Linked DNA regions of Homo sapiens: all the other regions are linked to region 3. The links are chromatin loops, found by intact Hi-C in ENCODE. Cell type or tissue: Caco-2. All regions are shown on one strand. Region 1 overlaps TRPV6 (transient receptor potential cation channel subfamily V member 6). Region 2 has its middle 17 kb from the start of TRPV6. Region 3 overlaps KEL (Kell metallo-endopeptidase (Kell blood group)).

Region 1 (8,000 bases), 77 kb before region 3:
GGATCTAGACTCTGTAACCCCCAATGCCTCAGGGGAAAAGGAGTGGGCAAGAAAGGGAACAGGTAACCACAGTGGGAGGGGTTGAAAAATTTCTGAGTTGAGAATGGGATCTAAGCATCAGGGATCGCGTTCACCTCTGTTTCTCCCAGGGCCAGCGGGATAGGTTGAGGGTCATTAGAAAGACACCTCAGGGATGGGGACCGTCTCTCACCACAGTGTTACCCTCCACTCCAGCCAGCTTGAAAGGGGTGAGACCCTGGTGATTGGGCACGAGGTCCAGGGGCTGCAGGTGGTCCCCATGTCTGTCGTAGGACAGCAACAGGTTGTACATCTGGCAGGCAAAGGTTTTGTTGGGCTGGAGGATGAGGATGTGTAACACTGTGTTTCCTGGGGAGGACACAGGGTATCATGTGGCCACTGGCCTAAAGTCCCTGATGTCCCCATCCCCACCCTGAGGTCTTCCTGAAGGTCCCAGCCCCTCTCCTCACCCTGTCCCTCACTCCCTGCAGCATCCCAGCTCCCCTCCCCATCTCAGCTCTTACCCAGGGAGTCCTGGGCCCGGATGTCAGCTCCATGCTCAATGAGCAGCCGCACGATCTCCTCACTGTTCACACAGGCAGCAAAGGACAAAGGGTGCTCCCCTGTGGACACAGAGAGATCTATGGTAGGAGAGTGCAGGATGGCAGGATGGGGTGGACAGTCTCCCCCAAGTGACAGCCTTATCTTCCCCCACATCTCAGCTCAGGGCTTGAGGACACTTTTCCTGCAGAACCAGAGGAAGGGTCGTGGGGTAAATTGGCCTCTAGTCTAATTAAGCCCTAGAAGGATTGCTCCTCCCAGCTGCCCAACAGATACGGCTGAAGACAGGATCCTCCTCTGCCTGGCCCTGCCCTGCCTTGCCCACCTTTCCAACTGCCCGTCCTCCAAGCCCAGCCCTGCTCTCACCAAAGTAGATGAGGTTGCAGGGACTACGGCGGAAGGCAGTGCCTGTGGCTCTGGCAGAGACACTGGCCCTGCGGGCAAGCAGGGCTCGCACCAGGTTCATGTTCTGGTTCACAACAGCGATGTGCAGTGCAGTCTGACCTGGCCCAGAGACAGCTGTCAGTCACGGGTCTGTCCCCAGGATCCTGCAGGGGGTCCCTCCCATATGCACCCCAGTCTCTTTCCCTCAGGGGTAGCCTGGGATGGAGAACAGGGAGCTCTCGGGTGTTCAGGATTCCCAGGGGATCCAGCTGCTGCCCATCTCTTCCTCTTCTCTAGGCCCCTGGCATTTCAGGGGGCAGGCGTTCTAGTGATGGGCAGTCAGGACTGACACGGAAGGGAGACAGAGAAGAGAAAAAAAGAGTAGGAGGCTCAGATCCCCTGTGTCTTTCCCAAATTATCCATCACAGAGACTGACTTGAAATACCCAACCAGTCACTCCTGCTCTTCACCCCAGACCCGTGGGCCCTCACCCTCATAGAGCTCAGATGTCATGGGCTCAAAGACCAGCTCCGGGGCAGCCTCCATCAGCACCATGGCGGCCTCCAGGTTGTCATAGAGGGCTGCTATGTGTAGCGCTGTTTCCCCCATGGCTCCTGGCATTTACAGAGAGGTGGGTTATATGGCTTCTGTGGGACAGCGGATTGGAGACGATAGATTCAGAGGCCAACAGCACGAGGTCCTGGGCACTCCTGGGAGGCCCCATGTGTGGGGCTCACCTAGGAGATCATGCTGCATTTGTGCTTCTTACCTCTCTGGTGCACCTTGCAATCCTCATACTTGAGCAACTTGTTCAGGGCCTGGACATCATTATCTTTGGCAGCTAGAAGGAGAGGAGACTCCCAGATCCTATGAAGGGATGGAATAGGAAAGCTGGAAACAGTGAGCATACCTAGTTGTGGAGGGAGAGGCCCTGGCTTGACTCCATTATTATACACAGATGTGTGTGCCTCAGCAGCAGGAACCTCAGGGTCTTCAATCAAGGCAGGTGGGGCCATTGATGTCTTTTCTCTTTACAGTCAGTAAATACAATCAACTTTTTGCCCATTTAGCATGCGTTTTGAGATTGTCCGTGACTGGTTTCCTTCCCCCCTACCGGGTCCTGGGACCAGAATGTATCATGTGTGAATGTATTATCAGTGCATTTCAGGTACGGAGGGGAGGAGTTCTATGTAGACATGTGCTTACCTGCTAACCAGTTTACCCCTGGAGTGGTCCTGTTTGACCCTCACCAGGTGCCCTGAGATTGCCCTCCAGGATAAGCCTTGTTTTGCATGGACCGAGGGGTGCAAGGAATTCCTGTCTCATATTTGTGGAGGGAGTCATATGCACAGGCTAGCAGGATTTCTCCTGTTGCACCATCCTCTGCCTACTCAACCTTCTCAGCAGAACCCTTTGATCCTGGCGCTTCCCTCCCAACAATAGCATCTTCAGGGCTTAACACAAAAGAACAGTGGACCATAAGAACAAGCCTGGCTCCAGGCCTTCCTTCCTCATAGGTGTTCATTCATTCATTCATTCATTCATTCATTCATTATCTCTGTCTCTTCCTTTCTGCCTCTCGTCTTTCTTCTCACATCATCTCAACAGCCTTCCTTCTTAAAGTGGACCCCTGGATCAGCAGCAGCACATGAGCCCTTATAAGAAATGGAAATGCTCTGGCGGACCCTTCCACCTAGTGAATCCAAATCTGCAGTTTAAGAAGATTTCCAGCTGATTCCTGGGCATATGAAAGTTGGAGAAGCATTGCTTAAGTGGTCCTTGCATGCAAAAACCGGTGGCGATAAATCAGAGACAAGCTCAGGGGTCTCAGTTTCCAAACAGCTCACATTAAAGTTTGCGAAACAGTGTTCTCCATCATTTTCAGACCAGCTGTCTAGAGGGCTTTAGATACTACTTTGTTTCGGCTATTGGCCCCTAAGACACAAACTATGGCCAACAATGACAGATGCAGAGAAAAAAGAGAATCCAATCTAGAGGATTCATTCATCGAATTTCATGTGCATCTGAATGTTCCCATTCTGTCTTCGGACCCTTCCTGGATTTACCCAATTTGGGATTCATGGATCCGTTTATTTTGCTGAGTCAGATTAGTCTCTCCTTATTATCCACTTCTCGCTTGTTTTAGGCAAAATTATCTTCTCTGAATCCCCAGATCATCTCTTTATTCTTATACCTACTGTGTGCTAAAAATCTCTTTTAAAATTAGAACTTACCCCAACTAAGACACATGGGTCCCTTTGATTCAATTTTCTCTTGGCCTGGAGCCATTTGGTCTTTCTATGGGAGTAAATGAAATAACTCTATTTATCCATAGTTTGACAATTATGTGACATACAAAAAGACATAGACAGGAGCTCACATTCTAAAGCGCTGGCAGTGGCAAGAAATTGACTCCAGAGCTGGAGGTGGGAGGGCAATCAGAGAGGAGACATCAGCTCACTCATCTCCTCTGCCTTGCCCCCATGCACAGCAGCTGCCACCAGGTCCTGTCAGTTCAGCATGGAAAGCTCTCTCTTCATTCAGTCCCTACCTCCTTGCTCCTGCTAACCCTCATTAATTCAAGTCTTCATTCTCTAGCCCAGATTAGCAAAATGCTAAGGATAAGGAACACAGAAGCTCTTTAAGGTCTTTGTGCAACTACTTTTCCACCCTCTGCACGTCCCACCCACTCCTTAGACCTGGCATTTTGGTCTCATCCTGTCTCAGCACTGCAGAGCACACCATTCTCCCTATGTCTGTGCCCATGAAGCTCTTTCCTTCTAGAATCCAACTCCCCCAGCCCGCCAATTGTTCATTGTGTCTTCTGCACTGCCTATGCCTAGAAATACACCTAGGATGGTGTAGATGCTCACTGACACCATCTGTAGAGTGAATGAATCAGCAGCAATGCCAAAAGGTGGTTTGAATTAACTGTTATTATTATTTTCATCAGCTGCCCGCTAAGCCAACTTTCAGCAAGCATATAAGTGAAAAATAGTACACTTGGTATGCAAACACAGCTTCAAAACAAGTTTTCCACATTCCCTCCATCACCACCACCACATCAACCATTTGCACAAAGCCCTCCTCTCTAGATACCCTAGACTGAGGGGAAAACAATCGCTAGCACCACATACACACACACAGACACTCAGAAGTTCTTCACTCTCTCCTGTGGCCTTACTTTTATTTCAGCATCTTTCACTGGGTGCTGTAATTGCTATGTATCTGTGTCCCTTCCTCTATGCTAAGGGTACTCGAGGGAAGAGACCAGCCACTAACTCTTCCCTGCCCTCCTCCAATATGCTTCCACGTTTGTGTCCCATTTTGACCAAATGTGTGAAAGATTGATGGCAAATCTAGAAATGGGTCCGAGAGAGCACCTTTTCCAAGTCCAGAGTTCTACTCGCTGTATCCTAGATGTTAGTGGTGGTATAGTCAGTGGCAGGCTCAAAGATTCCCCTTTGGTCCCTACACGTCTCTGAAGCTGAAAGTGTCCCCCATAAACCTCCATTCCCTATGAATTCTGACACTCTAGTGGCCTGGGGAAAACAAAAAGCTACTGTCAGACCCAGAGTTGCTAGAGTTACCAAATAAAAATACAGGATGCTCAGTTAGATTTGAATGTCAGATGCACAATTTTTTTTTAGTATAAGTATGTCACGTGCAATATTGGGGATACACTTATACTAGCAGCCTATTCGTTATCTCAAATTTAAATTGAACTGAGTGTCCTGCATTTTATCTGGCAACCTAGCCAGACCACACCCTGCGTGAAGAGCCAGCTTATGACCCAACCCAGCAAGGTTTGTAGAGAACTAGCCTCCTCCGACTGTGAACTCCAGACTCCAGCAAAAAGGGGGGCCCAGCCTGTGGACGGGTTTTGAAGGTATCCGGCCCAGCCATTACTTGCAATAACCTCATATGCCCACAAGGGGACAGCACAGAAAGCCCTAGCTCACCTGCTTGGGAGTAAGGCTGACCCCAAAACACCTGACTCTCCTTGGGTCCCTGAAGGAGGTGCACAGAGCTGACCTACTCAAAGATTCCTGTGCTTGGGGGACAAATAGATTTTTCAATAGCAACTTATCACAGGAGTTTAGATCACAACACGGGGGTCAAAGGCAGGGACACGGCTAAGCACCCTGCACATGACAGCCCTCACTGCAAAGAATTATCCTGTCCAAAATGTCAATAGTCCAAGGTGGAGAACCCCTGATTCAGAGGTACAATGATTCATAATCCGTTTTAGAATGAGGATTCTTCACTCGAAAAGGAATCAGAAATATCCTATACATAAAAATGTTTTCTTATGGATCACTAAATACTCAACTAAGGGAGAAACAAAAAAAAGTCAGATGAAGCCTTTTAAGCTCCCACTGATGAAGTAGTCAAAAGAGATTATAGAGCAAATCTGAAACTGTAACAATATGAAAGGTATTTTCAGGTTCTAGAATGTTTTCTTTTACTAGGCAATTAATTATAATAAAATTGAACGGTCTAGTTCAACATTAGCCTGGTGAAAACCCAACTAAGGGGTTCCTGGCACAAAATCTAGCACATTATTTCTTGAGCAAACAGATCAATGACCTCCTTCTCAGGGCTGCCTCTGGGCCACCAGGGAAGGATTCCTGACTTCCTCTCTCCGTCTCCTCCGCCCCACACCCTCATCTGCTCCTCCATCCTTGTAGATGTGTGCACTGTGTGCATGGGTCCAATTTGGTTTTTAGGTGCTGAGAAACAAGGCAGGATCACAAGACTCTTGAGAAAAGTTCAAATAAGATTTTTAGAGCTAGAAAGCCCCTCAGAAACTGAGTCAAATCTGCTCATGAAACAGATGGAGGAAGCAAGTCAGAGACAGAGCCACGACGCATGCCCCACTGGTCATTTCTTGGTCACGATTCTCAGTTTTAATCAGGGCTGGAAGAGGAGTTAGAGAAGACAGGCATGGGTCCCACTGGTCTCTCCACAAATACCTTTCCCACCAGTGAGTGTACCCTCTGGGCAGGGCTGGGGCTGGTACATAACAGGGTTGCTCGGAGTGCGTGGCTTCTTGCATTCCTGGGTGGATACAGTGCTGTGCAGGGGAAGTTCATGGCCCCTCTCATTCCCGCAGCATCTCACTCATTATCACTTTTGCTCTTTACAACCTTCTAACACCAGCTGAATAGTTCTCCCATGCTTCAGAAAAGGAAACTGAAGCGGCATAACCAAATCATTGCCAGAAGATCACACGGAGTTAAAGGCAGGATGCTTGGCCAAGAATCCAGCCCCAGGCTCTGACCACTAAATTATGTGGTTCTTCTAGTTTTATGGCTCCTCCTGATTTTTCTTGGAGGTTGGGGGGCAAGCCTGAGCAGTGACCACAGATGAAGGAAAGAGCGGTAATGTGTGGGGCGGAGGCATACATTGGGCACTTGTGGGCCACCTCCCTCCAGCTCATGTTCCTGGCAATGGGGATGAGAAAGCCAAAGTGGTTGTTTAGAGATTTGGAATCGGCTGCCATCCTAAGTGCCACAGCTCCTTTTGTGCACATGTCTATTTGCGCATTTACAAGTAGGCATGTGTGTAAGTATTTACCAAGGCAAGCGTGCACAATATACCAGAGAAACCCAGGGATGACTTTTCAGACACTCAATTCACACATTTCATACAGGTATTTAACCCTAAAAAAAGCTCCAACAAGCATCACCTTCCCTCCAAATTGCTCCTTAGATGACAAAGTGCCAGCACATGGGCTGGAGTGGGGTTCAGGTTAAGCAGCCTCTATGAAGCTGCCCAGGACACCCCACAGCAGCCGAAATCAGATCTCACACTTCCCCCTCTATGCTTCCAGAACACTCATTTACACCCTTCTAGTGATGTCTACTAAGCCCATCTTTAGCCCCGTATGTGCCTTCAGTAAACTTTGGTCATAGGAATGAGAACTCCCTGAGAGCAGGAACAGTGTCATATTCATTTTCTGCAGAAAGGTGGAGTGCCTTATGTTCAATAAATGTGTAATGCATTAAATATCAGGAAGTGAGAAAACCCAAGCCCAAGGGGGAGATGACCTGGAGGACACGGGAGAAAGTTGAGAGCTCGACTTGGATCCCAGCAATGTAGATTTAAGCAGAGCGGGCTGCGTGCTAAGCACCAAGAAACGTCCACTGTAAAAAGAGGAGTTTGGGTTCCCGATCATCCTGGAGAGACTCAAAGCCTTCCTTTCTCACTAGACCATCCTGTACCGCATGGAATCCCACGCAATCCCACCCCACAGTTCTCCCTGTGAGTCCCCTTTGGAACAAATTCAACTTCACCATTTACTTGCTCTAGGGTTCTGGGCCTGCCCCATTCATAGGGGGATAACAGGACCCACCTTCCATTATTGTTACCGGGATGACGGAGATAAGGCAGGTGGTAGTACCTAGTACAGCACTGGGTTCTCAATCATTGTGTGCTCCTTTCTTCCATTAGCTCACCCCTCACTTGTCCATATTGTTCCTATTTACTTAGTCATCCCATGTTTATCTCAATGCCCCCATGCCTTCTCTTTGGTTGACGGCACAGATTAGGAAACTCCCCTTGCAGGCAATTTCAGCATCCTTCTGGGAAGTGCCCACCCAAAGAAGAGTCATTGCTCTGGACACCTGATATCCAGCAAGAAGAAGGCCAAGAAAGTGCGGAGGCCAGTAAGGAGATCAGGGCAGGGAGGGGGGATCCCTCCCAAGGGTGACATCAAGCCTTTCTAGCCAAAGTCTGCAGAGGCAGCCCCCATATGATCTGAGGAAAAGTGAGGGCAGACAGGACATGCGGAAGCAGCCTATTCTCAGCCACTCAGCGCAGGGCCTCCCCTCTGCTCTCCCCTGATATCGCACACAGGGAATCTCCACCACCCCTTCCAATCCCCCAGGCCTTTTTGCACTCTGTGCCTGGATCCCCTGGCCCTGGGGTCCTAAGAGTGGGAAGAGGATGAGTGAAGCCAGTGAGGACGACCTACTCTCTAACAACAATGCCATTCTGTTGCCCCAAGATGTCATCAGCCAAACATGTGCTCC
Region 2 (8,000 bases), 55 kb before region 3:
GCACAGGTAAGTGTGGAGGCACACACTCAGGCTTGCCATGCTGCAGCTGGCTTGCACAAGCCCCTACCCCCTCAGGCTCAATTGATCCTAATTGCCGCCTCCTCAAACCCAGGGATAACAAAGAGGTGCAAGCAAAATGAAGAAGGTGTGTCCAGTCCTTCCCCAGGTGGCTCCAACCTGGCTGCCATCCCAGGGCAGAGAGAGGGGGGCCACACTTCACCAACTTCTCCCTGTCTGCATGACATCACTCAGCATTACCTGGTTAAAGTATTTCTCACCATGCCCATTTCTCATCTTTTCCTCATTAACCTTTAAGAAACAAGTGAGCTTGACTCAAGGAGGTAAATGATCCTTGACCTCATGTCAAGGCATTCTCTCAGTTTTTCCTGGAGTGATCTCAGGTGTGCCAAGCAGCCTTCTGGATGCCATTGTTGGCCCCTCTCTCTCTCTCCAATGTCTCTTCTCTGCCCTGCCATGCAATGCCATCCTGCTCTAAGGACCTGCTAAGACAGCCCTACCTTGGCTTACTCTCTCCCTCCTCCTTTTTTTCCCCTCCCTCAGCTCTGCCCAGACCTTATCTTGCATTTCTTCAGATGCAACACAGGGGGAGGAATGCTGACCTCTGGCCCCCATTCCTGAGGCTTCCGGCACAGCCATTCCTCAGGTGCAACTCAGCTGTTCTTACCAGAACCCAGCACCTTGTCAATAACATACTTTGCAAACGTCTGAGGGAGGGAGGCATTTTAAAAGTCCAGTGATGCCTCTGAGAACAACATTTTCTTTTTCTTTTCTTTTCTTTTTTTTTTTTTTTTTGAGATGGGGTTTCGCTCTTGTTGTGCAGGCTGGAGTGAAATGGCACGATCTCGGCTCACTGCAACCTCCACTTCCAGGGTTCAAGCAATTCTTCTGCCTCAGCCTCCCGAGTAGCTGGGATTGCAGGCATGTGCCACCATGTCTGGTTAGTTTTTGTATTTTTAGTAGAGATGGGGTTTCTCCATGTTGGTCAGGCTGGGCTTGAACTCCCGACCTCAGGTGATCTGCCCACCTTGGCCTCCCAAAGTGCTGGGATTATAGGCATAAGCCACTGCACCCGGCTGAGAACAACATTTTCTCATTGCTTTCCAGCCTCTGGCCTATGAGACATACAGAAGCATGAATATTTTTTTGCATTCTATATTCTGAAATAATCAGGGATGGGGGAGACAGAGGGGGAAGAATAGTAACCATTTGTGGGTACCTGAAGAATTCCTGAGGCAGAACGAGCAGTGGATATTTCTTCTACTCCCTGTCCCTGTCTCTGAAGTCCTGTATAGAAGCCTTGCAGCTGCCAGGCAGGAAGAGACATTTGCCATCTCGTTTAGCACACGGGTCACTTCCCACATCTGCCCTGCAGTGAGCTGATGTCTGTGTGTATGTGTTCTCTTCCCTTCTCACTTGGGCTCCTGAGGGCAGATGTGGAATCTCACAGATTATCTTAATGCCTCTTACAGAGGGTACCACATACCAGACAGTAAGTGCTGTCCCAGAGCTTTGCTGAAGGACTTCTTGCCCCCTTTTCCTCCTCCTCCTCTTATTCTTCATCTTTTTTCCCCTTCTTCCTTCTTCTCTTCTCTGTCAGTCCCCCTCCTGCCCCTTCTCCTCCACCACCTTTTTCCTCTTCCTCCTCCTTCTTCTCACTCTCTCTCTCTGTGTCTCATATATACACACACAGACACACACACAAATACATATTCACACACACGTATATTTAGGCTAAAAACATGTTCTAGCAATCACATTTGCATTGGTTTTTATTCTTTCCAAAGTGTTTCCACTCATATTATGTGGTCATCTTTAATTACTACAACCTCACTCAAAAGGCAGCTATTTTTTTTACCACCTTTGACAGGTAGAAAAAAAGTGGAAATATGTGTGGCCAGTAAGAAAAGTCAGAATAAAAATAGGTCAATCATTCATAGATTCAGTTAATAAATATTCATTTCACAATACATTGTACTAGGAATTATGCCAGGTACTGGGAATACAAGGGTGAATAAGATGGACATCATCTTTACGTTTGTGGAGCTCATAGTCATTTAAACAAACAAGTGCAATAAAGTCCAGTGTGTGTAATAAAAAGAAAATATAGGTGGTCTAGCAACATAAAGCAGGTAGTCTCTAACCTAGTCTAGGAGTGAGTCAGGGAGCCCCCTCTCTTACCACACATGTGCACATTCACCCACCCTAAATGTATAATCTTTAAGCTGAGACCAATAGGATGAATAAAAGTTACAGCGATGGGCCGGGCGAGGTGGCTCACACCTGTAATCCCAGCACTTTGGGAGGCTGAGGCGGGTGGATCACGAGGTCAGGAGATCGAGACCATCCTGGCTAACACGGTGAAACCCCATCTCTACGAAAAATACAAAAAATTAGCCGGGCGTGGTGGCGGGCGCCTGTAGTCCCAGCTGCTGGGGAGGCTGAGGCAGGAGAATGGCATGAACCCAGGAGGTGGAGATTGCAGTGAGCAGAGATCATGCCACTGCACTCCAGCCCGGGCGACAGAGCAAGACTCCTTCTCAAAAAAAAAAAAAAAAAAAAAGGCACAGCAATGAAAGAGGAAATGGAGGCAGAGGGGTAGAAAGGTCCAGAAATTATGAAAGCCAGGGGGAAGGAGAATATAGCACTACCCAGGAATAAAAATAATACATCATGGTAAAATCATGTGCAGAATGAGACACTTTAAAATATCCTAAGTGACAAAAGCAACAACTCCTTTTCTAATCTACTAAGCTATTATATGTATTTTAAGATAAACATATACATACATATACTTGGAAATGTCTAGAGTATTTTTGGAAGGATAAATAATAAACTTTCATTAGTGAATGTCCCTGAGAATAACAAGCAAGAGGCTGAGACAGAGATAAGAGAGCTTACTTTCCTAGATATCTTGTGTGCTGTTTGGGTTTTGTACCTTGTGATGTGTTATCTAATCAAAATTAGTTATTTTTCAAAGGAGAAATTTAGGGACTAGACTATCCACAAGACGTGAGATCAACTGGATATGAGAGTTGAGATAGAGGTGTGGAGGATGGGACGCCTAGGATCCTGGCTTAGGCAACTTTGTTGTGCTACCACATACTTGGTTGGAAACACTGGTGGAGGAGCAGGTTTGGTGAGGAAGAAAAGCTGTTCAGTTTGGGACATGTTGAGTTTGAGGTGTTTGTAAAACATCCAGGTAGAGCGGTCCAATCAATAGGCGTCCAAGCCGTTCATGCCTGGAGCTCCGGAGACAGATCTAAGGTGACGATAAGGAGCTAGGGATTCTGAGCTTGTGCATGGTAATCTATTGAATTAGGCAGGACTACCCAGGTGGTAAGGAAAACAGCCTGTGGACTGAAAATCTTTAAGGGGTCAGTGGAGGAGAAGCAGCCAGGACAGCTGCGATATGTGGCACAAGACGTGTTGAGAAGTGGCGCACAATTAACCGTAATCTGAATGCTACCGAGTGTTCAAGCAAAACTAAGACTGTTCAGTGGATTTAACTACAGGTATCAGTATCACGGAGAAGGCAGGGTCAAATCACAATGGGTTGAGGTGTCAGTGGGAGGCCAGTAGACAATGGGATTTACTCTTAAGAAGTTTGGCCCTGAACAGGGAGTAGCTGAAAGAAGAGGTGGGGTTGAGGGAGGGAGTTTGCAGTTTCTTCGAAAATGCAAAAGAATAGAGCATGCTTATTTGCTGACAGAGCTACCAGAGAAGGAGAAGTTGAAGATACACACGTGAGAGGGGTCAGAGGAGACAGTGATGGACACAGGGTGTGAAAAGACAGAGTGAGGAATGGATCTAGAACACAGATGGGAGTTTAGCTTTGCACAGGAGTGGAAGTTGTAAACTGAGAAAAAGATGTCTGAGACAAGTCTCGATCAATTTACAGGTTTATTTTGCAAGGTTGAGGACACAGGAAAAAGAGACACAGGCCACAGTAAGATCTGAGGCCTGCACTTTTTCCAAAGTGGGTTTTGAAGGCTTCAATATTTAAAGGGGTTAAGTGGCCAGGAGGGGAAGGAGAAAAGTTAAAGAAAAGTGGCGGAGAGTAGACAAGTGGTTACATTCTTTTGAGGCTTTGATTAGTGCTCACTGAATCCACATGTTGCATGTGAGAAGCAGGGGACAGAGGAACAGTCATTTATGTATTTGTGTCATGCTCAGTAAATCTGCACTTTACATAAGACAAAGTAAATTAGAGGAAGAAGTCAAATATGCCTTCATCCCAGGGTAGGAGGAGGGACGATTTCTATTCTTCTCTTCTCCTGTACCCGTGAAGATAAACTGTTAATTTATAATGTCAGGGTGAAGGAGGCCATCTGGGGAGCTAATGTGGCCTTCTGTCTTGAGGCTATCTGTTTAGGAACAAAAAGACAGGCAGTTTCCAAACTTTTTGGAAGAAAGGCAACTTCCAAAAGTTTGACTCAGTTTCCAAACTTAACTTTTCCCTTTCACATAGTGAGTTTGAGGTCCCAAGATGTTATTTTCCTTTCACATCCTCCCACCCTGTTCTTCCAAATCTTTCAGGGAAAGCATTGTAGAAGAAAGTGAGTGTCTGATCTCAGGTTTGGTCTGATCCCTTGTCACTAGGACAGTTTATTTCTAGAGGGTTAGGTCCCTCATTTTAGAAAGGATCATTCTTAGCAGGTTGTGAAGTTTCATGTTCCACAGAGAAAAATAGGGGAAAGAAGAGAGAAAGAAAACCAGTAGAAAAGGAGGAAAGATCATGACAACAAAAGGGGAAAGTAATCCTGGAAAACTGATTTAGGCTATATTGCTCTGAAGTCCATGAATGAGTAGGCAGGCACAAAAGTGGTTTATATATATAAATAATTTGCTGTTACTTTTCCCAAAGTTTAAGTTTCAAGTTTCACTTGGCAGAACTTTAAGAAAAGCACAGTTTTAATTTTAATTTAATTTTAAATTAAAATTTCTAGTTTTAATTTCTAGATTCCAAATGAGAAAAAAAAGGGAAAAAATGAAAGAAAAAGGAAAAAAAAAATGAACAGTAGTTTGGAGACTTGTAGCCAGGAAAGGACTTAGGATTCAGTCCAAATGCATTTTAACAAAGAATGAAACTGAGAAACAATTGATAAGGTGGGGTCTAAGAAGAGGTGTTTTATATGTTTTTTTAAAAAAAAAAAAAAACATAATTTTTATCTCAGTCCTCCATTTTTATCAAAGACAAATCATAGTAGGACTAATTTATTTGTAGAAAAGCTTTAGTTGTATTATACTTCACCTGATTCTTTGTATAAAGTGCAGCAAGAATAATTATTTTCTATTTAGGCTTTTTTAAAATTGACTTTGCTGGAAACTTTTTTATTTAAGGAATCTTAGTTTAGACTTTTTAAAGGCCCCAAGCCCAGTCAAGAATTTATTTGTGCCTGCAGATATCTGTATGAACTGGGCGAATGCCTCTCTTCTTAATCCCAAGATAACTTGGGGTTCCCGGGCCTGCCAGAAAGTAACGTTCTTTACTTATCACAGGTTGGGAACCCTGTAAAAGAATTGTGTAGGCAAGGTACAAGGCCAGTTTTTTTAAGGATCTTTTATTGGCTCTATAAGTCAATGGCAATTCCTTAAAACAGTTTGTTGTTTTGTTTATAGCTTAAAATATTTCATTCTAGTCAAAGCTTTAGTAAAATAATAGTCTCCAATTGTGTCCTGTTACAAAAGAAAGCAGATTCTTATTGAGCTCATACAAATAACTATATTGTTATAAATTAAGAATACTCAAAAATAGTTTTCAAATTCTGGAGAAATCAGGTAGAGAGAAAGAAATATGCTTTAAATTTTGCTCACAAGAGCATATTTTACTCAATTGTTAAAAGCTGTAAACAACCCAAAAAATGAAAAGAATCACCAATGTTTCAGACAAAAAGATCACACAAAAAATTATTTTAGTCTTCTATTAGCTCAGTTCATGCAATTAACCTCTGTTCTATTTGATATTGGGTCAACAATCCTCATGAATACATCAGATCTCCAGGAGTGTCCTGGAAGATTTTTTTCCTCTATTTTAATGGCACAATCTCCAAAGCTGTCAGAAACCTGCATTTAAAAGTATCCATCTGATACAGTTTGGCTTTGTGTCCCCACCCAAATCTCATCTTGAATTGTAATCCCATAATCCCCACATGTGGTGGGAGGGACCCAGTGAAAGGTAATTGAATCATGGGGGGCAGTTCCCCCCATGTTGTTCTCATGCTAGTGAGTTCTAATGAGAACTCACTCATTCAGTGAGTTGCCCACTGTACTCTAGCATGGGCAACAGATGGTTTTATATGGGGCTACCCACTTTGCTTGGCACTTATTCTCTCTCCTGGCACCCTGTGAAGAGGTGATTCTCCAGTGATTCTAAGTTTCCTGAGGCTTCCCCAGTCATGCAGAACTGTGAATCAATTAAACTTTTCTTTATAATTTACCCAGTCTCAAGTATCTCTTCATAGCAGCATGGGAATGAACTAATACACCATCAGAGTCCTATAACTGATTATAAGCAACTTTTTGAAAAGGAACAAAGTAAAATAATAATTGTGAATGACAAAAGATATCCACAGTCAAAGATATAATTGACAAGGAAATCTGGTTATTTCTGTGGCACACAATAATTTACCATAATTATAATTATTACTGATCACATATACCAAGACATATTAAAATTATAAGAATATTATACAATTTTGGAACACATAACAATAGCACATTTATATAAATATATTTCAAAGAAAGTTACACACCATTTTATACTTGGCAATGCCTCCTGTATGATTTTAACATATCAAATAAGCCAAATATGCCTCTGTTGGACATTTAAAAGTCAGTTTGAGGTTAAAAGACTGCATTTAGAATTTAATCTTGGAAAGTTAGTCCAACATTAAAAGTTTAAAGCACTTGATATCGCAAAATGAGATTACAGGTCATTATAATCATTTAGCTAAAGTGATAACTCACCAATTTTAAAAAAAAGCAGAAATCTTTACTCCTTGATAAAGAAGACCTCAGTTTTCTAAAAAATAGGACCTAATAGAGACAGTGTGAAGCCAACTGAATCTGTCTCTCCTCTCCTTCTTCTTTAATTTTTTTGGCAGTTTATTCAAAGGGCAAATGAAAATCTTTTACTATCTCTTAATATTATACAAAAATCTTATTTAAAAGAGAAAACCAAATTTTATTTTTGTATTACTGTATTGTTAATTCTAAAGCTTTAATAGAATCTTATAAGCAAATCTACCAAATTTTAATTAGTTTGATTGTAAGGTAAGATTTCCATGAGGCTTTTATAAACTTTACAAATTTGTGTTAAAGAACACATCAATATTCCAAGAAAATCCTGCCTCACACAGGTGCTCAGATTCTGACCCTGCATCAATGTGCTATTTATATGAATGTTCAATTTGTATAATATCTAAATAATCCCCTTAAAATTTTAGCCAAACTTGATCACACACAAAATTCCTTTTACAAGATCAATCTTCCACAAACCTTCTACGACTTGCTTAAACCTTCAGTTTTGTCGTTTCTGTTAACTTGAAACAGTCCTTAAAATCCTCTAAACTAGAAAAAAACACTTTCTCTTAAAAAAGAACCACACTCCCATGACTTATTTTAACATTTGTTCTCCAAAAAAAAACACAGCCTACCTGTTTAATACACATTGTATGTACCTAGTAGTTTTAATTACATTCATTAATTTATAATGTTAACTCTTAGTAATTCTTATTTTAGTGAAAAACCTAGGCAGTAAGCAATTTTAATTACATACCAGGTGCACAAGCCAGGACAAAGGACAATACCTGGGGGCAGGCCAAGGGCTCAAATCAAAAGACATATAAGTTTATAGACAAGTTAAGCAAGTATTAAAAAGATTACAGGGCTAGTGCAGTGGCTCATGCTGTAATCCCAGCACTGTGGGAGGTCGAGGCAGGTGGATTGCTTGAGACCAGGAGTTCAAGACTAGCCATGGG
Region 3 (8,000 bases):
CCAGGGCTGCATTGCACCCTTATGTAAGCCTGCTCACTGCCATGTGAATGGGCAGCTACCTCCCTCAAAAAGGATTTCCAGATGCTGCTGCCACCATGAAGAAGGCCCTTAGGTCCAAGCCCCTGGAAGAAAGCCACTGCTTTCAGGTGGTAGCCACCCAGGTATCAGGGGAGGCAGAGAGCCCAACAAAGAGCCACTCTTTCATGTCCCCAACCCCAACACCCCCTTGATTTCCTGACACCAGCAGAAATGCTCTTAGACATTGTTTCCCATAAGAGCTCCAGCATCTTCACACCACACCTGAGGAATGGCCCCTCCTCTTCCTTTCTTCCCCTAAGCATCCCCAGCCTTCACCATGTTCATCTCCTCATCTCATGTGCCTCCTCCTCCTGCCCACAGTCCTCAGCTGCTAAAAAGACATACATACACTTAACTGTCTTCTGTGTCTGGGTCTTCCAGCATCTTCTACAGCTCAGAGGCTCTTGACTGGCTGGTGTTCTACTCTCAGGAAACCCCGTGTCTTGGCTGACCCTGCGTTCCTCATGTCGTGTGTATCCTCCCTTACTCGTGCTCCCAAGACACATCCTTCTTGATCCCTCCATCCTCTCTGTGCCACCCACCCCACGCTTCTCTGCCCGCACAGGTGGCAGGTTCCTCTTATCCTCCTGGGAGGCCCTTACCAGCCTGCCTTCCCCAAGGTTTCCTTTGCCCCCAAGATCTACGGTGCTCAGGCTCTCCTCCATTTCCATGATCTCCCCAATCCCACCTGCGGCGAACCTCTGCTTTAGCAGCATCTCCTCCACCAGTTGTGACATGTTTTTCAAATATTCCACGTCATGGACCACGAGGGACTGAGAAGGGCTCAGGGACATCGGTGTGAATGTCGCTTGCAAGCAGGACAACCAGTCGATGGCGGGGGCCATTTCCTTAGAGGAGGGACACAAAGCTGAGGGGGAAAAGGAAAAGAGAAGGAAGGGGAAAGGGCTTCCCCTTGGGTGTGAGAAAAAGAAGAGAACAGGCTAACTGGGGGAGGGGATGGAGTCAGAGACAGAATGAAAAGGTATTAAGGGCACTAGGAGGAAGAAGGAAAGGAGGTAATGTTTGAGAGGAAGATCCCCATGCCCACAGTCTTCTGGCCCCCAGTTCCAGGCACCTTGAGCTGGTCGATAGTGACCATCTGGAAGAGCTTGCCCTGTGCCCGCCGCTGCTCCAGGGGCCTCAGAAACTGGAACAGCCGTGAAGTGATGGAGATTGACAAGGAAGAGTGTTCTTGCACCTTGCTTGGGTCTCCTCCCAGCAAGGTTCCCAGCTGATTCAGGTAAGTCAGGTATTCCCGAAAGATCTGGAGGAAGGAAATGTCAGTCACAGGTGCCAGAGGTCCCTGCTTTTCTCCTGGCCTCAGAGGGCAGGGCCTTTGTCCATGTGCCATCTTACCTGGGCATAGATCTTCTGTTCTTGATCTTGCTTGAGGGGAACATCAAACTCTGGCTGGTCTATCTGGGCACAAGAGAGACTGGAGAGAAGCAGGGAGCATGGCGGATGGAGAGGGCAGGTGTGGGGAGGTGGGGAATATACCATGGGAGATGGCCTTGGGAGATGGACACAAAGATTGGACAGAAGAGAAGCAAGAGTACAAAGAAAGGGAGGGATTAAGGGTTGAGGGGCATGAGAAGAAGAGTCCAGATGTGAAAATGGGAAGAGATGGTGAGTATTACAACCAGTGTGGGTGTGCCCAGCAAGGCAGAAGCATGATAATCAGCATCTTAAAAGGAGCTATTCCTTGTCTCAGGAACAGGGCCAGGGTGAGTGAGGTGAGGAACCTGTCCCAGGTACAAAATCTAAGAGGTACCAAAAACTCAGTAATCAAACTGCAACCTAACTTAGGAGTATATTCTTGCAACAGGTAGCTCCATCTCAGCCAGCCATACCAGCTGATCTTCAGGCAACCACAGGCTGTCAAGTGATCAGACCATGCCCATTAAAGACAATTGCTAAGCTGTAACCAATCAAGCTGTTTCTGGGTGTCACTTCCTCTTTCTGTAAATACTGCCTGCCTGCATTGTTGGGTGGAGCTCTCTGAACCTCTACTGCTTCAGGATGCTGCCCAATTCATAAATCAGTCTTTGCTCAAATAAACTCTTTTTTAAAAAAACTCAGTAATCAAGATAAATAATTAACATTTTAAAAAATCAAAATTACTACCAAAAATGTATGATAAATAAAATCTCAAAACTTTGCTTATCATGGACTTTTTTTCCCCAAAAAAACATACTTTTAGTCAATTTTGAAAAGAATCATGATGTGTTCAAGAAAAGTCCTCAATGTATTTTTGATTCATTTTGAATAAAAAAATTAGTATTTTCAAAAAGATTCACACAGAATTTTGTCCCATTTTTTGGGAAAAAAAGCATAATCTTTTTTCAAAAAAATTCATAATGAAGAAAAGTTTGATATTTTGTTCCATCATGTATTGTTGCATTGATTTTGATTTTTTAGGAATATTTAATAAAATACTATTTATCATGATACTGAGTTTTGGGGACCTTCTTAAATTAGCACCCCAGGTAAGCACCATGTATATTTCACCTTAGTCTGGCCCTGATGAACCCTTGTTTCTATTCTGAAGATCTTTGCTTCTACTCTTTCCCTTTTCTTCTCCAATTTCAATATCCCACTCTTATCTTGAGCCATATACTTTTCCTTCTGTCTCGAAAAAAACTTTCACTTGACCCTTTTGCTACATTGTATGTCCACAGTTCAAAGAACAAAAAAGCATCTATGCCCATTGTTTCCACTTTCTTATCTTCCTCCTAAGCTCTGTGCAGTCTGTGTCCACTGCCATAACTGTTTGGAAAGTATCTCTAGGTATCCAAGGGTGTCTTCTCATTCCTTCTTCTCTGAGCTGACCCCTCCTTCCTGAAGCTCCTTTTCTTTCCTTTGTGGCCCACCATACTGGTCTAGCTCCCATCTCTCCAATAGTACTCTCTCTTCCCTGGCTCCCTTCTGCCCTCAGTCTTTGGACTTCTCTTTCTGTAGTCCATTCTTCCTACCTGCTTTTAACCCAAGAGACTATCCAGGCTCACACTGATGATAATCACCCTCCTCCCACTCACACTAAATCAAAACAATGGGATCACTGTGTAATCCCCCACTTTCTTTCTTTATATCCAATCAGTCACCAAATCCTCTAGAAACAGCATGAACTATCATCACTAGGGTGAAGTTGCCTAAATCCTTGTGCCTGGCTCTTCCTTTCCATTTCTACCTCTATCTCAGGGCCTCAAAAATGCTCATTTAGTTTCCTCAACACCCCCAGACTGACCTTCAAAACTGCTGACTCTACGCACAACCATCAAAATACTTGCTCTATGCACAATTGTCATAAGAGTTGGATGGCCTCAGTAGCTCTTTTTTTTTTTTCTATTATGTCAAATGTTTCACCTTCGCCTGGCTTCTTAGAAATAATCAGGCTCAACCTTATGTCTTCAGTCTCACTTTTACCTCCCACTGCACCCCACCTTGCCTCCCAAATCCTCAATTAAATAGATCAGCCTCCTCACTGACTCCACGAAGGAATCACACCATTCCAGGTCCTCCCCCTGGCTCAGCATTTCCAACGCCCCATAGCTTCACCTCCACTTGTGTGAATTAACCATGTTTCAAGGCTGGCTTAGCTCACCTTCTCTCATTCTCTCCTCTCTGAGCCTCTCCTTAACCAGATCTTAACCGGCCCCTAAAGGCCACATCAGTTAAACTCCTGAGCAGACTGTTTAAAACTAAATTTTAGAACACCTCATAATGATAATCAATTCTTCTTTTGTACTTATCCTTTGGTAATTTTGTGGCTCTTTTGACAGTAGGGCCCAAATATGCAGATAGCATTACATTGTTTAACCACAAGAGTGATAGCTCCAGTGTTTTTATTTAGTTACTCACTCACTACAAATACCTGGCAAAACTTCTAGCTGCCTGGCCCTGTGATAGGTCCTGAGAAACAAAGGTGAATAAAGCATGGTCCTGTTCTAAAGAGGCTCACAATCTTCAACACAGAGTGATAAATGCTGAGAGCATGAGGAAACGAAAGTAGGGAGAGCAGGGCTTCACCTAACTCATAACTAGGGTGTCGGTGAAGACTTCCTGGAAGAGATAATAAAGCCAACATTTGAAAAACATGTAAGTTTTCCAGGTTCAGTGTGGGGGATGGTTGCAGGCACAGGGAGCAGCATAGGCAAAGAACTGAGGAATATTCCTGGAAGCAGCAGTGAGTCAGCATGGCTTGGGGGTAAGGGAGAGAAGGAATGTACGGGAGATAAGGCTGGAGAAGTGTGTAGGGGTCAGATCACAAGGTGCTTGCAAAGCTTTACTAAAGATTAGGGACTAGATTCTGATGACCTGGCAAGCCACTGGGTCACTGACAAGCATTTAAATACAGACAGTAGCATAGTTAGTTAGCCCTTGGTTTAGAAAAGTTCCCTCTAGTAAAAATAAAGAGTAAATAAAATGAGGGCAATCCTAGAGATAGGAGGACTGGTTAAGGGGCTCTGAGACTAATCCAGATTAACAGTAAGAAAGACCAGGCCTACTTCTGTCTTCCCAGCACTGGCTCTGCTGCTCCATTTCCCACCCCCAGCTAATGTCCCTGACTTTCACATCAATAATTTTCCCTTAAGGTAGGGTTGTTTCCTATATCACACAGGTGTCCTCTCTTCCCAACCTGCAACCTTCCTCTAAGGGATGATTGGCTAGAGTTGGAGGCAGGCCAGGTCCAACTGTGTCTTCGCCAGTGCATCCCTCACCTGGATGACTGGTGTGTGTGGAGAGGCAGGATGAGGTCCTAGGTAGGCTCTGAAGAAAGGGAAATGGCCATACTGACTCATCAGAAGTCTCAGCGTTCGGTTAAAGTTTAAGGAAGTCCATTTACCAGAGATGCGCCAGCCTCCAAGCTTTAAAGGAGAGAGAGGGGGCTGAGCATAAGGATCCGTGGAGCCCATCCCCCATTGTCTGGATCGGCTCTTACACAGCTGCTACTGCCTGACCTCTGCCCTGCGCCCTTCGATTCCTCTAGGAAGCCACATCTATCCTTTTTTATCTGCCTTCTCCCAAGGTCCTGATACTTTCATAGGGCATAACCATTTCCATCTCCATCTCCCTCCTAGAAATTGGGGGGCCCTAGGAAGAAGACCCACCCTCTAGAAAAAAAAATGGCAGCCCTAAGCATGCATTGGTCCCATATGTTATGTATCCAGAAAAGTTAATATCCCAACTTTTCTCACCTCCTCAATAACTTGTCTGAGGGGACCAGTCCCTGCAGCTTCAATGGCAAGTGTATCCATGCAGGAGTTGTAGAACTGGAAGGCTTTCTCCTCCCCAGAGCCTGGGTGCCAGGAATTCTGGACCTCTAGAAAGGAAGCATGGGAGTGAGGACTAAACTCTGATTTTTTTTATCTTGCCCCAAATTCCTATCAAAGGGGTCTGGGGAGTCATGCCCTATATCATAAGTTCTCATCAGATGGGTTTTATTTAACCCATGTAACATGATTTACTTTCTAACCTGATTCTGGCATAACATTACGAGACAAAGAAGAAAACAAAAATATTTTACCCCAAAACATGTTTCTTTGCCACATTTTGAAATGGCCCTGCAAAGCTGTTCTTTGTGGAGGAAAATTTGCATCTGTAAAGCATCTCTATTAGCTATTAACATATCTCATTAACATAGCTAGATCTTTTGATTAACTAAGATCTGAATAGGAAACATTTGTCACCTATTGTCTCTAAGGGCAGCCACTATAAGACTTCAAAAGAACTTCGGTCTCCGCAATCTTTATCTTACCCTGAACATTCCCTTTCTATCTATCCCAGATCTTTAGACAAACTCAAGCAACTGTCAATCCGGAAATGTTTAAATTCACCTGTACCCTGGAAGCCACCCCCACCCCTTTGAGTTGTTCCACCTTTCTGGACCAAACCAATGTATTTCTTAAATGTATTTGATTGATGTCTCATGACTCTCTAAAATGTATAAAACCAAGCTGTGCCCCAGCCACCTTGGGCACATGTTCTCAGGATCTCCTGAGGACTGTATCATGGGCCATGGTCACTCATATTTGGCTCAAAATAAATCTTTTCAAATATTTTACAGAGTTTGACTCTTTTTGTCGGCAGGAGAATTAAAGGAGTGGCAACTGGTATAGAGGCAAAGAGGGAGGGTGGGAGACAGGGAGCTTACAGGAAAGAAAGACTCCCACAGAATATGGAAGGAGGGGGAGGAATAGAGATGAGGAAAATAAGAAAGATGAGAGGACTGCCCAATTTGGAATGGATCAACTTGATGAAATGATGAAAGCAGGGAAAGAGAATGAGGAGAAGAAGACAATATGGAAAATAAAAGAAATGTGGGGAAGAAACCAAGAAGGAAAAGACAGGGAAGAAAGGAGAAAGGTAGCAATAAGTGGGATATGGGCAAAGGAGAAAAGAGAGAAATGAAAGACAAAAGAAATGATTGAAGAAATTAGACAAATTCAGGGAACTAGAGAACTTTAAGGATTTGGAGAGAAGAAAACTCATAAGGAAAGGTTTAGCAAAGAGAAGAAACAGGGGAAGACTCTTCTAGTCCAGACTCCTCATCCATTGATCCCAGGAAACAAACACACTACAATAATCAAATGCAAGTCTCTCTGAATCATCCACCCTCTAATATCTAACACTCTTTTCACCCTCAGTCCCCCTGATATCTATTCATCCCATTGTAGGCAATATAATTTATCCTGAGCATATTTTTTCTTTTTATCTCTGTGCCTTCCCTGAAAGTATCCATTTACCCAAAGAGAGGCCCCCTCCCACTCTTTCCCCATCAAAAAAAGAGGGCAGAGGGGTGCATTTACTTTTCCCAGATTCTAATTGATAGTGTCAACACATTCTTTAGGTTCCCTTGCACTGGAAATGCATGTCTATCTTATATGTTCTTATTCCCAAATCCTCACCACCATCCACCAACTTCCTGGGACGCACTTCCAACCTCCTACTCAGTTTCAGCTCATCCTTCTGGTTTTCCTCTCAGTCCTGGCAGTTTTCCTCTCCAGCCTCCATCTGCAGGAACTTTACTTCCACTGCCAATTAACTCAGCTCTCCTCTTCTTCCAGCATATCCTTTGTACTTACCCACTTTTTCTCTTATGCACAGTGATGAAGCCCTCTCTCACTTCTCACCCCACCATCCTACCCCTTTCATTCCACCATCATCCATCATCTCCAATCATCCATCTCTAACATCCCACTTGTTCCAGGTCAACTTGCTTGCCATGGTTCAAGGTTTCAATGGAGAAGCAAGAAGCAAGAGATCATTGTGAGAGAGGGGAGCTCCGGCATGGTGAGAGGGAGAGGGTAATGTTGACAAGGAGTCATTGGGAGACTGAGGTTTTGGAGGTTAGAGAATGAGAGTGATGGACAAAAGAATTGAAATGCAGGAGATGCTGAAGAGATGCTTGTGGAGGAAAACACCATGCATAGGATAGAAACTGAACATTTGGAGGAAGCAACAAAGATGGAGCTTGCTAAAAGGGACAAGTTGGAGAGAATGGAGTAATTATGGATACATGGAGAAGCAAAGAAGATGGAAATTAGATAAAGAAAAAAATGCAGAAAGGGACCAAGAGAAACGGAAGAAGGGTACCCAAGGCAAGGCAACAGGAAACAGTGAGAGATGAGCAAACCCAGGCAGCTCCCGCCATCCTGCCTCTTTTACTCCCCCATCATCTCCAATCATCCACCCGTATAATCCCACCTGGGATGGTGCAAATCAGTTGTTCCACAACTACACAGGGTTTGGAGCAGTCATGGTCATTTTAGGCACAGAGTCACCCACTTGCACAGAGCATCTTCCACCCTGCTTTCCTCACCCAGTATTCTCCGAAGTCGGTTTTTGTTCTTTGTGGCAAGCTCCTGAAAAGAATTATTGGTCTCTTTGGCCCTTCCACAGGCAAAGCTGAAGAAGTCGGTGCA

The links. A loop is a pair of places that touch in the nucleus more often than their neighbours do. Peaks named below come from ENCODE experiments on the same cell type or tissue, not always from the same donor. Only the 100,000 strongest peaks of a DNase experiment are listed, where the experiment ranks them.
Region 1: it touches region 3 in a loop (4-fold over the local background); 9 of 110 quality-filtered maps call a loop at or near these places.
Region 2: it touches region 3 in a loop (5-fold over the local background); 3 of 110 quality-filtered maps call a loop at or near these places.

The regions. Positions count from the first base shown.
Region 1 is chr7:142,876,197-142,884,196 of GRCh38, forward strand. TRPV6 (transient receptor potential cation channel subfamily V member 6) reads right to left here. Exons shown (of 15, transcript NM_018646.6): 2 at 1,733-1,830; 3 at 1,455-1,577; 4 at 946-1,083; 5 at 543-641; 6 at 212-387. Among named protein-coding and RNA genes, the nearest start is that of TRPV6, 5.5 kb to the right of the region's middle. RefSeq lists a silencer at 4,728-5,022. In Caco-2, a CTCF peak has its summit at 4,903 (motif pointing right); a DNase peak (open chromatin) is centred at 4,885.
Region 2 is chr7:142,898,461-142,906,460 of GRCh38, forward strand. No RefSeq gene overlaps it. Among named protein-coding and RNA genes, the nearest start is that of TRPV6, 17 kb to the left of the region's middle. RefSeq lists a silencer at 3,447-3,647. In Caco-2, no CTCF peak of the experiment used is centred here; DNase peaks (open chromatin) are centred at 621 and 3,111.
Region 3 is chr7:142,953,031-142,961,030 of GRCh38, forward strand. KEL (Kell metallo-endopeptidase (Kell blood group)) reads right to left here. Exons shown (of 19, transcript NM_000420.3): 4 at 7,898-8,000; 5 at 5,274-5,398; 6 at 4,797-4,943; 7 at 1,435-1,497; 8 at 1,154-1,342; 9 at 778-926. Among named protein-coding and RNA genes, the nearest start is that of KEL, 5.3 kb to the right of the region's middle. RefSeq lists an enhancer at 4,748-5,463. In Caco-2, no CTCF peak of the experiment used is centred here; a DNase peak (open chromatin) is centred at 4,281.